2 separate regions of the Homo sapiens genome follow, and region 2 is linked to region 1. A link is a loop called in an ENCODE intact Hi-C map of the cell type or tissue named here. Cell type or tissue: PC-3. All regions are shown on one strand. Links, peaks and the distances in the headings refer to the core of each region. The heading gives the core; the rest is flanking DNA. Region 1 overlaps F3 (coagulation factor III, tissue factor). Region 2 overlaps SLC44A3-AS1 (SLC44A3 antisense RNA 1).

Region 1 (5,382 bases), core at 119-5,118:
ATTCATTTCCCCCCTAATTAATGGCATCCTCATGATTCTCTTTTATATTAATAGTTCTTGAGTTTTTTTGTAAGCTACTTCAAATCCTTTGTTGGTGCAAGATAGAAGATATTTTATGTGTTTGTTTTGCATGTGCACACACATATTTGGCCTGTGAATTGATGTTTGTTTTCCTGTCATTTAACCAAAGCACATGAGATAATTGAGCCATTGCAGAGACCCCGTGGTTAAATCCGGCTTCTCGAGGTACCAAGGACATTTCCTGGGCTTTCTCACAGCCCTACATATTTTTGAACCTAAAATATCGTAGTTTATGCTACCACCCTGTTCAGTATAGTAGCCACTAGCCACATGTGGCTGTTGACCACTTGAAATATGGCTAATGCTCTAAGTATAAAGTACACACTGGAATTTAAGAAGTGTAGAATATCTCAAAACTTTTTTATATTGATTACACATTAAAATGATTATATTCCAGATATATGCAGTTGACTCAAGCAATGCATGGCTGAGAGGCACCGACTCCCTGTGCAGTTGAAAATCCGAGTATAACTTGACTCCCCAAAAACTTAACTACTAATAGCCTACCTATCGGTTGACTGTTGACTGCAGCCTTACCAATAAGATAAACAGTCAATTAACACACATTTTTCATGTTGCGTGTATTATATACTGTATTCTTACAATAAAGTAAGCTAGAGGAAAGAAAATGTTATTAAGAAAATTATAAGGAAAAGAGGCTGGGCATGGTGGCTCGTGCCTGTAATCTCAGAACTTTGGGATGCTAAGGCGGGTGGATCACTTGAGGTCAGGAGTTCAAGACCAGCCTGGCCAACATGGTGAAACCCCATCTCTACTAAAAATACAAAAATTAGCCAGGCGTGGTTGTGGGTGCCTGTAATCCCAGCTACTTGGGAGGCTGAGGCAGGAGAATCACTTCAACCCAGGTGGAGGAGGTTGCAGTGAACTGAGATTGCGCCACTGCACTCCGGCCTGGGTGACAGAGCGAGACTCTGTCTAAAAAAGAAAGGGAAAGAAAGAAAAAAAAGAAAAGAAAAGAAAAGAAAGAAGGAAGGAAGAGAAAGAATTATAAGGAAGAGAAAATATATTTACTATTGATAAAGTGGAAGTGGATCATCATAAAGGTGTTCATCCTCGTCATCTTCATGTTGAGTAGGCTGAGGAGGAGGAGGAGGAGGAAGAGCAGGGGCCACGGCAGGAGAAAAGATGGAGGAAGTAGGAGGCGGCACACTTGGTGTAACTTTTATTTAAAAAAATTTGCATACAAGTGGATCCACAGAGTTCAAACCCATGTTGTTCAGGGGTCAACTGTCTTTGGTTAAATAAAATATATTATTAAAATTAATTTCACCTGTTCCTTTTTACTTTTTCTAATGTGACTACTAGAAAACTTAAAATGACATCTGAGGCTCCATTGTCTTCCCCTTGGGCCAGCACTACCACAGAATGTCTTAGGATTCAGCTCCAGGCCGCCACGCCTGCTTCTTTCAGGGAGCTGGTTCTATGCACATGTTTTATATGAGAGATAATTAAGTTGTCAATTGTGATAACAAAACAGGATTTGACTTTGTACAGAATTCTTTGGTTCCAACCAAGCTCATTTCCTTTGTTTCAGCAAACCTCGGACAGCCAACAATTCAGAGTTTTGAACAGGTGGGAACAAAAGTGAATGTGACCGTAGAAGATGAACGGACTTTAGTCAGAAGGAACAACACTTTCCTAAGCCTCCGGGATGTTTTTGGCAAGGACTTAATTTATACACTTTATTATTGGAAATCTTCAAGTTCAGGAAAGGTGAGCATTTTTTAATTTGTTTTTATGACCTGTTTTAAATTGTGAATACTTGGGTTTTACAACCCATTTCTTCCCCAATTCAAAAATAGCAGAACAGAGTTGTTGAGAAGGTGATGGAGTAGAAGGGGGAGCGCGCACTGTGGGGAGGGGTGGACAACAGGCCTGGTCCTACCTGTGACTCTGCACTACCCTGTGACTCTGGGCAGGGCCCCCTCGGAGACCCAGGTTCCTCAGCCAACCGGCTGGATCAGGTCATCTCTAAAGGTCCCGCCATGCTCACATTTCTCCCTCTATTGAGGATCCCAGGCACAAAATTTGTTTTTGGTTCAATGCATAATACTCCCTTCCTTTTTCTTTTACTGCAGATATCTTCTAAAGGGGCTCAATAGGGTTCAATATGCCTAAATTGGATCTTCTCAGTCTTGGAAAAGGCATTTTTAGCAGTGATCAAGGGAAACTGATTAGCGAAGTCACTTCTAATCCTTCACGTGTCAGCTGTGTTCTTGTAGGCTTTGCTTAGAACCTAGGTTTTTACTTCCACAGTGACTTAATAAAGGGGAAAGAATTGACTCAGAGCCCAGATGAATTAAGAACTCTATCTTTTTACAGAAAACAGCCAAAACAAACACTAATGAGTTTTTGATTGATGTGGATAAAGGAGAAAACTACTGTTTCAGTGTTCAAGCAGTGATTCCCTCCCGAACAGTTAACCGGAAGAGTACAGACAGCCCGGTAGAGTGTATGGGCCAGGAGAAAGGGGAATTCAGAGGTGAGTGGCTCTGCCAGCCATTTGCCTGGGGGTATGGGTGCTGTGGGTGACTTCTGGAGGAGTAGCTCCACCCTCAGGGCTGGGATATACTTCCTTGGTTAAATATTCAGGAAAACAAACTGCCTGGAGGTTTTTTGTTGTTATTTGTTTGTTTTGGTTTTGATTTTGCTTTGGTACAAAAAAGATTTTGGACATTTAGAAATGTTTCTGTGTTGATTGTGCCCTTGTATTAGCAGGTGTTTTCTTGAGCACCTGTCATGTGCTAAGCCCTCTGCTGAGCACTGGATACACAAACTGTGTTTAGGATTTAGCAACAAGTCACAGATTTCCCTGGGCATTTTTTCATGCTTAAATTCTAATTCTGGGGGTGGCTTCTGGACCAGCTGCAGCAGGACACAGTAGACATTCGTGAGTACCCACTGTGGGCTGTTGCCACAGAGGCTGTAGAGTCTAACCCATCAAGGGAAGGGATTGAGTATATCAAATATACCCACATGCATGCATGTGTGTATATGGCGGACACGTGTGTGTACATGCATGTGCATATGTTGGGAGCTCAGGCCCATTGTGCGAGGAACAGTCCCTAACCGGAAGTGCTGTGGGCCTTCAGACTCTTGCAGGAAGCTGCAAGCCTGTGTGTCTCGATCCATGCCTTACAGGGAAAGTATTCTGAGTACTTCCAGTGAAGAAAAGAGTCAGGGGATATAAACGATGGCTTACGCTGGGTGTGGTGGCTCACGCCTGTAGTCCCTGCACTTTGGGAGGCCCAGACAGGCAAATCACTTGAGGTCAGGAGTTTGGGACCAGCCTGGCCAACATGGTAAAAGCCCATCTCTACTCAAAATACAAAAAGTAGCTGGGTGTGGTTGCACGTGTCTGTAGTCCCAGCTACTCAGGAGGTTGAGGCAGGAGAATTGCTTGAACCTGGGAGGCGGAGGCTGAAGTGAGCTGAGATTGGACCACTGTACTCCAGCCTGGGTGACAGAGCGAGATTCCATCTCAAAAAAAAAAAAAAAAGAAACAACGAAAAAAGAAATGATGGCTTAGCTCCATGTGAAGATGATATTTGAACATTTTAAAACACTTTAAATAAACTGTTCTCTCCTGTTTATTGCCACTGACAGGAGAGGTTTCTCTTTACCTCTGGTCCTGCACCCCTCTGAGCCATCCTACCCACAGCCTTCAGTCATTGTCCTAAAGCCTAGCTCTAATTCCACTGCCTCTCCTTTTGTGCACACACACTTCTCTGCTTCCCTGGCCGTTCTCTATCTTGGAGAGGCATTTCAAACGCCACTTCCACCAGAAGGCCTTGCTACTGCACCAACTAGTTACTATCTCTTCTTCACCCAAATCCTGGTAGCACTTTGGATCTCCCACTTTGCACTTAGGGTTCACCTTCCGTTATAATCATTGCCATCAATCTCAGCATCGTTTTTAGGCACTTCTTTCCAGCCATTGTTCTTACCTCCAACTACATATCTTTTCTGGACTGTGCATTATTCAGTTTATTAAATGCCCATTAAATGTGTTTAGCCATTGTCAATTACTCTGAAACGTTCAGGTTTTGACAAATTCTTTCCTAATGTAAGTGTGGTGGAAAGAGTGAAAGAAAGTCAAATTGCACAAAAATAGGATGGTGTAATTTGGGGTTATGCCGTCAATTTTGTCCACTGATAAATGGGATTTGAGCTCTCCAAGTTGACTAGATGCCCTTTATTTTTCAGAAATATTCTACATCATTGGAGCTGTGGTATTTGTGGTCATCATCCTTGTCATCATCCTGGCTATATCTCTACACAAGTGTAGAAAGGCAGGAGTGGGGCAGAGCTGGAAGGAGAACTCCCCACTGAATGTTTCATAAAGGAAGCACTGTTGGAGCTACTGCAAATGCTATATTGCACTGTGACCGAGAACTTTTAAGAGGATAGAATACATGGAAACGCAAATGAGTATTTCGGAGCATGAAGACCCTGGAGTTCAAAAAACTCTTGATATGACCTGTTATTACCATTAGCATTCTGGTTTTGACATCAGCATTAGTCACTTTGAAATGTAACGAATGGTACTACAACCAATTCCAAGTTTTAATTTTTAACACCATGGCACCTTTTGCACATAACATGCTTTAGATTATATATTCCGCACTCAAGGAGTAACCAGGTCGTCCAAGCAAAAACAAATGGGAAAATGTCTTAAAAAATCCTGGGTGGACTTTTGAAAAGCTTTTTTTTTTTTTTTTTTTTTTTTGAGACGGAGTCTTGCTCTGTTGCCCAGGCTGGAGTGCAGTAGCACGATCTCGGCTCACTGCACCCTCCGTCTCTCGGGTTCAAGCAATTGTCTGCCTCAGCCTCCCGAGTAGCTGGGATTACAGGTGCGCACTACCACGCCAAGCTAATTTTTGTATTTTTTAGTAGAGATGGGGTTTCACCATCTTGGCCAGGCTGGTCTTGAATTCCTGACCTCAGGTGATCCACCCACCTTGGCCTCCCAAAGTGCTAGTATTATGGGCGTGAACCACCATGCCCAGCCGAAAAGCTTTTGAGGGGCTGACTTCAATCCATGTAGGAAAGTAAAATGGAAGGAAATTGGGTGCATTTCTAGGACTTTTCTAACATATGTCTATAATATAGTGTTTAGGTTCTTTTTTTTTTCAGGAATACATTTGGAAATTCAAAACAATTGGCAAACTTTGTATTAATGTGTTAAGTGCAGGAGACATTGGTATTCTGGGCACCTTCCTAATATGCTTTACAATCTGCACTTTAACTGACTTAAGTGGCATTAAACATTTGAGAGCT
Region 2 (5,382 bases), core at 92-5,091, 210 kb before region 1:
GATTGAGTCTCTGTCATCTCACAGAGTACTTGCAAGAATTAAATGACATGTGAAAATACTTTGTAAACTGTAAATGTGTTAGGGACATTTCTGAGAGTCAAGGGGTTTAGAGAGGAAATGAGCATGCTAGGCCTCTGGACAGTGAACCGAAAGGATGTTGAGCTGTGGTGTTCTAGGAGAGTACCAGGACTGCTCTGGACATGACATACTACCTGGGACTACTTGTGAAAGGAAATGAGCATCCTGAGAAATCACTTTGGGTCCTGTGTACTCAGGGAGGATTGTTTTTATATGGTTCTGGTTTGTTCAGGAAGCACAGTCTGTCCTCCAGTCAGGCACTCAGTGAGCAAATGCATTTGTAGCTTGAGGCCAGAGCTTCCTTATGTTTATATGACTCTTTATTAGGTGAAACATGCAGCCTCTTGGAACAATAAACTGTCTTTGTTACAGATGTACACTAGATTTTGATGGCATTTTTCCAGGGACCCTGGGAGCATCTGTGTTCTCGTGTTCTTCTTGCCTGTGAGGCCTCTTCTCTCTGAGGACAGATGGTAGGACAGAGAGAAGACAGCAAATGGAAAACAAAGGCTGCTATTTTTTTGTGGGGTGTGTACAATATCTATTCTACATCTCTGCCCATCCCCATTTTCTCCTCCTCCAGAGAGCATACAATTAAGGCTATAAACTGAAGTGGAGCCCCCATTATTTACCCCTAAAAATGAATACAGATCTCAGCCTCTCATTACCCCTTGGTTAGAAAGAGAGAGCATTTTGGTCTGTTTGGGCGACTATAACAAACATACCTTAAACTGGGTGGCTTTTAAACAACAGAAATTTGTTGCTCACAGTTCTGAAGACTGGTAAGTTCAAGATCAAAGCACCAGCAGATTTGGTGTCTGGTGAGGGCCCACTTCCTGGATCATAGATGATGCCTTCTTGCTGTGTCCTCACATAGTAGAAGGGCAAGGCAGCTCTCTGGACCCCTTTCTTTCCTTTTCTTTTCTTTTCTTTTTTCTTTTCTTTTCTTCTCTTTCCATTAATCCGGTCCATGAGGGCTCCATCCTTATAACCTAATCACTTCTCAAAGGTCCCATCTCCTAATACTATCGAGTTGGTAATTAGGATTCAACATATTAATCTGTGGAGGAAGGGGACACAAAAATTCAGACCATAGCTGGTAGTGATGAAGATAGAATGAGCCAGGTCCCAATGTGGGGCCAGGTGTGAGGGGGGCAGTAGCTGGTCATGGACATGTGGATGTTTGCTGAGTGATGGGTGAGCAAGTCCCTGCCATCTCATAGGGACACTGTAAAAACTGCCCTCTTGATGACCTTAGCAGTGCAATCATATTAGCAATGACATCCACCTTGAGGAGGGAAAAGATGGGTGTGAACAAGAAGGATAGTTTCTTTCTCCTTACAGCATCCATTATGTAGCATAAAAATTAGGGCCCCCATGTATCCAGGAAAGCAGTCAGAGCATTCATTATTCAATAACCATAGGTGCTTATTCCATACTGTTATGGACTGAATCGTGTCACCTCCAAATTCATATGTTGAAGCCCTAACTACCAATATGACTGTATTTGGAGATAACACCTTCAAGAAGGTAATCAAGGTTAAATGAGGTCATAAGGATTGGATCCTAAGCTGATAGGACTGGTGTCCTTATAAAAAGAGACACTAGAGATCTCTCTCTCTCTTTGTATACACAGAGAAAAAGTCATGTGATGACACACCAAGAAGGTGGCTGTCTGCAAGCCAGGAAGAGAGGCCTTACCAGAAACCAATCCTGGTGCACCTTAATCTCAAACTTGAGCCTCCAGGACTGTACGAAAATAAATATTTGTTGTGTAAGCACCCCCAGTGTATGCTATTCTGTTATGGCAGCCCTAGCACACTAATATAAATGCCTACTGCCTGCAAAGTGCTTTGCCTTTGAGGGTTGCAAAAGAGGATCCCCTCCAGGGATCCATGGTCTCATTGGGATTTTCCTGTTTGGTCTGTGTCCTGTTCTTGAGTCTCCGCAGGCAGCATTTCTTCCTGTGACAATATGGTGTAAGACAAAATTGTGGCCTGCCATGAAGTTGTGAGAGAAAAGCATCCCTCATTTCTTCAGGAAAGGCCACTGCCGTTCCCTCCGGCTCCTCTTCTCAGGAGTTTGTGCATTCATGAGGTAAGTGACAGAGTCACTCTCAAGCTCCTGCTGTATAAAATTTCTGTAACAAATAGATGCTTGTCCCAGATGGCTCCAGCCAGGCTGATGGGGAGGATGTGGGTTCCCTAGCACTTCCCAGTTTGCAGCATAAGTGTATTAAAACTTCCATGTCTTACTTAAAATAGAACTCCTAAAGGCACACACATAACTTCAAGTTTTCTCAGCATTTCATGACTTTTTTTAAAAAAAGCTTGGACCAATTCAGTTTTCACTCTTGCAAACAGGGTATAAAAGCTTCTGTTTCTTCCCCAATGTCAACGCTTGGTAATCTTATTCTTCTTCCCAGTTTTATTTTAAAAGTAATGCCCACATGTGATGGAAGTTACACTCAAATAGGACAAAACACTATGCAAAGTCTCCTTCTCCTTGTCCTCACTCCCTCCCACTCCCAACGGCAATCCACTTTAACCAGTTCTGGTTTCAGTTCGTTAGGTGGTTGCCACAAAATACTGAGTAATATGCTTATACCTCTCTTTTTTGATTTATCAACTTTCAACAGTATTTATTGACTCCTGCCACATGAGGGTGTGTGTTATCCTCCACTGCCTCTGTGTCTTTCCATCTTCATAATTTTAGACTGTATTCCACTTGATTCCTTACAAGAAAAATGAGGAACTCATTACCCCATTTTCCCCTCCACCCTTCCTACTTCCTTCACCTTCTAACTTCTGCCTTTCCTGGATTCTCTTTTGTATTTACTGGGTTTGTAATAATTATATTCTACTCTGAAACCATAGTTAAGTCTTCCCTGCTTTGTTTAAAATTTGATTCTAAATATTGAAAACCAATATACAGTTTCTTCCCCAATGTCAATCCTGTGAATATATAAAAATTATTTACTGAAGAATGAAGTAAGAAATAAATAATCCTAGGCAATGCAAAAGAAAATGAATTCTCTTTTCCTACCCTAATCAGTTTTTCCAAACTATGTCCTAATTTAGGTTGCTTCTAATTCTGATTTTTGTTTTATTCTGGGGCTCCTATTTGCTTTTCGTTTTTAAAGTAATTGACAATAGACACATACATCCTCTTTACCATATCATGAAGATCATCCAGATTCTTAAGCATACCATTTTGAATGACCTAATTTTGTCTCATCATCTTCTAGGTATGTACCACAGTTACCATCGTATTTTTCTAAAATTTTAATTACATCCTTAAATTATTTCTAATGTTTCTTGGATCCTATGAATTTCTTTTTCTTAGATTCCTCTTTTATCTTACTGGAGTGTGCACACAGGTAATCTTTCAGAATAGGGGGATAAACAGTTGAGTTTTTATTTTGTCTATAGGTTAATTCTGAAGAACAAAAATCAATAATGAATTTTTATAATATAACTGTATACATATTATTTACTGAAGGATCAAGTAGTGTGGTTCTGAAAAACTATTTGCTCTGACATTTGAATGGTTTGACTGGGATTGATGATTCTAAATGGAAAATCAAATTCCCTTGGTACTACAAAGGCATCGATTGCTTCACTAGGTTACTCTTCTGGCATCCAAAATTACTGACAAGAAGGCAAAGCTTGGGCTAATTCTTATTTTTCTAGAGTATCTACTTTCTGAAATCACTGAGAATATTATTTTTATATTTCTAAATTTTATCACAGTGTATATGGGTCCCTTTTTACTCTTTTTGCTCAATATTCGGTGGGTCCTTCCAGTCTGAAATTCTTGTCTTTCCTTTGATAATGTTTCCCCTCATCTTCACTTTTTTTTTTCTGGAATCCTGCTAGATGGATGTTGGACTTTGTGAAATGATCCTACATTTCTTTCAACTTTTCCCTCATAATTTCCATCCTTTCTTCATTACATTTGGGACTATTTCCTCAATTTTGTCTTCCAACCCGTCTACTGAGACATTTACTTTCAAGAGCTCTGGCTGTCCTTGCTTATCCACTCATATTTACATGCATATGTGCACAGGTAGAATATATGGACCCCACTCCATGCCCCCTCTCAGAGTCAAAGCAAGAAAAGCTTTTTAAAGGGCAATTTTGTAATATCAAAAAGAACCAGGGTCACCCTCTAATAATACTACTGTATAAGTTTCCAATCCACTTGAATGATGTTGAGCAGCAGCTGGCAAACCAGCCACAGAGGAGGCAGAAGAATACACACAGATTTCCCTCACTGCACACACACACATACCCATGCTCGTGTCTGGCCACACATCTCACATACTGACTAAGAAGGAAACATCAGCCATCCAAGGGCTTAGAGTTCTCCCATTGCTGGCTTTTATTCTTTACTGTGATCCTTACATGGAAAGCTGTCTCTGGTGGTTTCTCCATCTTCATATGACTCATTTTGGTTTACTTTTGTGGAAGCGACTAACTTGGGAGCTAGGACTTTTCCCTCCTGCCAGGCCCTGAGGTTAACCACAGTGTTCCAAAGCCCCCGGGTGCTGGCCAGCCACTTGGAGGCATGCCCTTGCGTCTGTTCGTCCTGTCCTTGTGGTTACTGGCCAAAAGAGGCCCAGACCTATGTTCCAAACATGGCCAGCCTATTAGAGAAGCAGCCCCATGGCCTGACATGCTCGCTTTCCCTGTGTCATCGCTGATGTTATGAGAAAGAGAACATTGTCTTTGGACAGCCTCAGCAATGGCTGTCCAACTTGACTTGAGTAGAGAAGCCAGGTTCTTCCCAGGATCTGGGTGATGAGACTCTTTGGAAATGCCTGTGGTCGAACTACATTTTTGTAGAGATTAACAGTTAAAACATAATTACTCACAATAGCCCTGTAATTTCCATGTGAGATGAGAAAACCGATGCTCAGCGGTAATCAATAAATTGTCCCTGATCATTCAGCTTGAAAGTAGTAAAGTAGGGATTAAGACCCAGATCTTATGATTCCTAATCTTGTATTTTTCATATTACCCCAAGAGATGTTTTTAAGATTTTTTTCTTAATGTGATAGTTGCTGGGATTAGACAGGAAGCTCTTTATTCCTCTTCAGAGTTTCAGAGAAATCTCTGTTCTGGTTGCTAATGTCCAGCATCTCACTTTGTTGTGCTTTGGATCAAATCCTAAATTTGCTACTTAACAACTGTGTGACCTTGGTCAAGTTCACACAACATCTCTGAGTTTTAGTTTCCTCATCTATAAGATGGAAGTAATAATACTTACTTCCAGTAAAACCTCATCAGGATTGTTGTGAGA

The links. Peaks named below come from ENCODE experiments on the same cell type or tissue, not always from the same donor. Only the 100,000 strongest peaks of a DNase experiment are listed, where the experiment ranks them.
Region 2: it touches region 1 in a loop (2.7-fold over the local background); 10 of 110 quality-filtered maps call a loop at or near these places.

What each region holds. Positions count from the first base shown.
Region 1 is chr1:94,529,523-94,534,904 of GRCh38, reverse strand. F3 (coagulation factor III, tissue factor) reads left to right here. Exons shown (of 6, transcript NM_001993.5): 4 at 1,637-1,815; 5 at 2,425-2,584; 6 at 4,309-5,382. The coding sequence ends at 4,445. Among named protein-coding and RNA genes, the nearest start is that of F3, 9.5 kb to the left of the region's middle. In PC-3, for the core only: a CTCF peak has its summit at 2,658; a DNase peak (open chromatin) is centred at 2,604.
Region 2 is chr1:94,739,062-94,744,443 of GRCh38, reverse strand. All of the region lies in intron 1 of SLC44A3-AS1 (SLC44A3 antisense RNA 1), which reads left to right. Among named protein-coding and RNA genes, the nearest start is that of MIR378G, 4.1 kb to the left of the region's middle. In PC-3, for the core only: a CTCF peak has its summit at 2,723; a DNase peak (open chromatin) is centred at 4,523.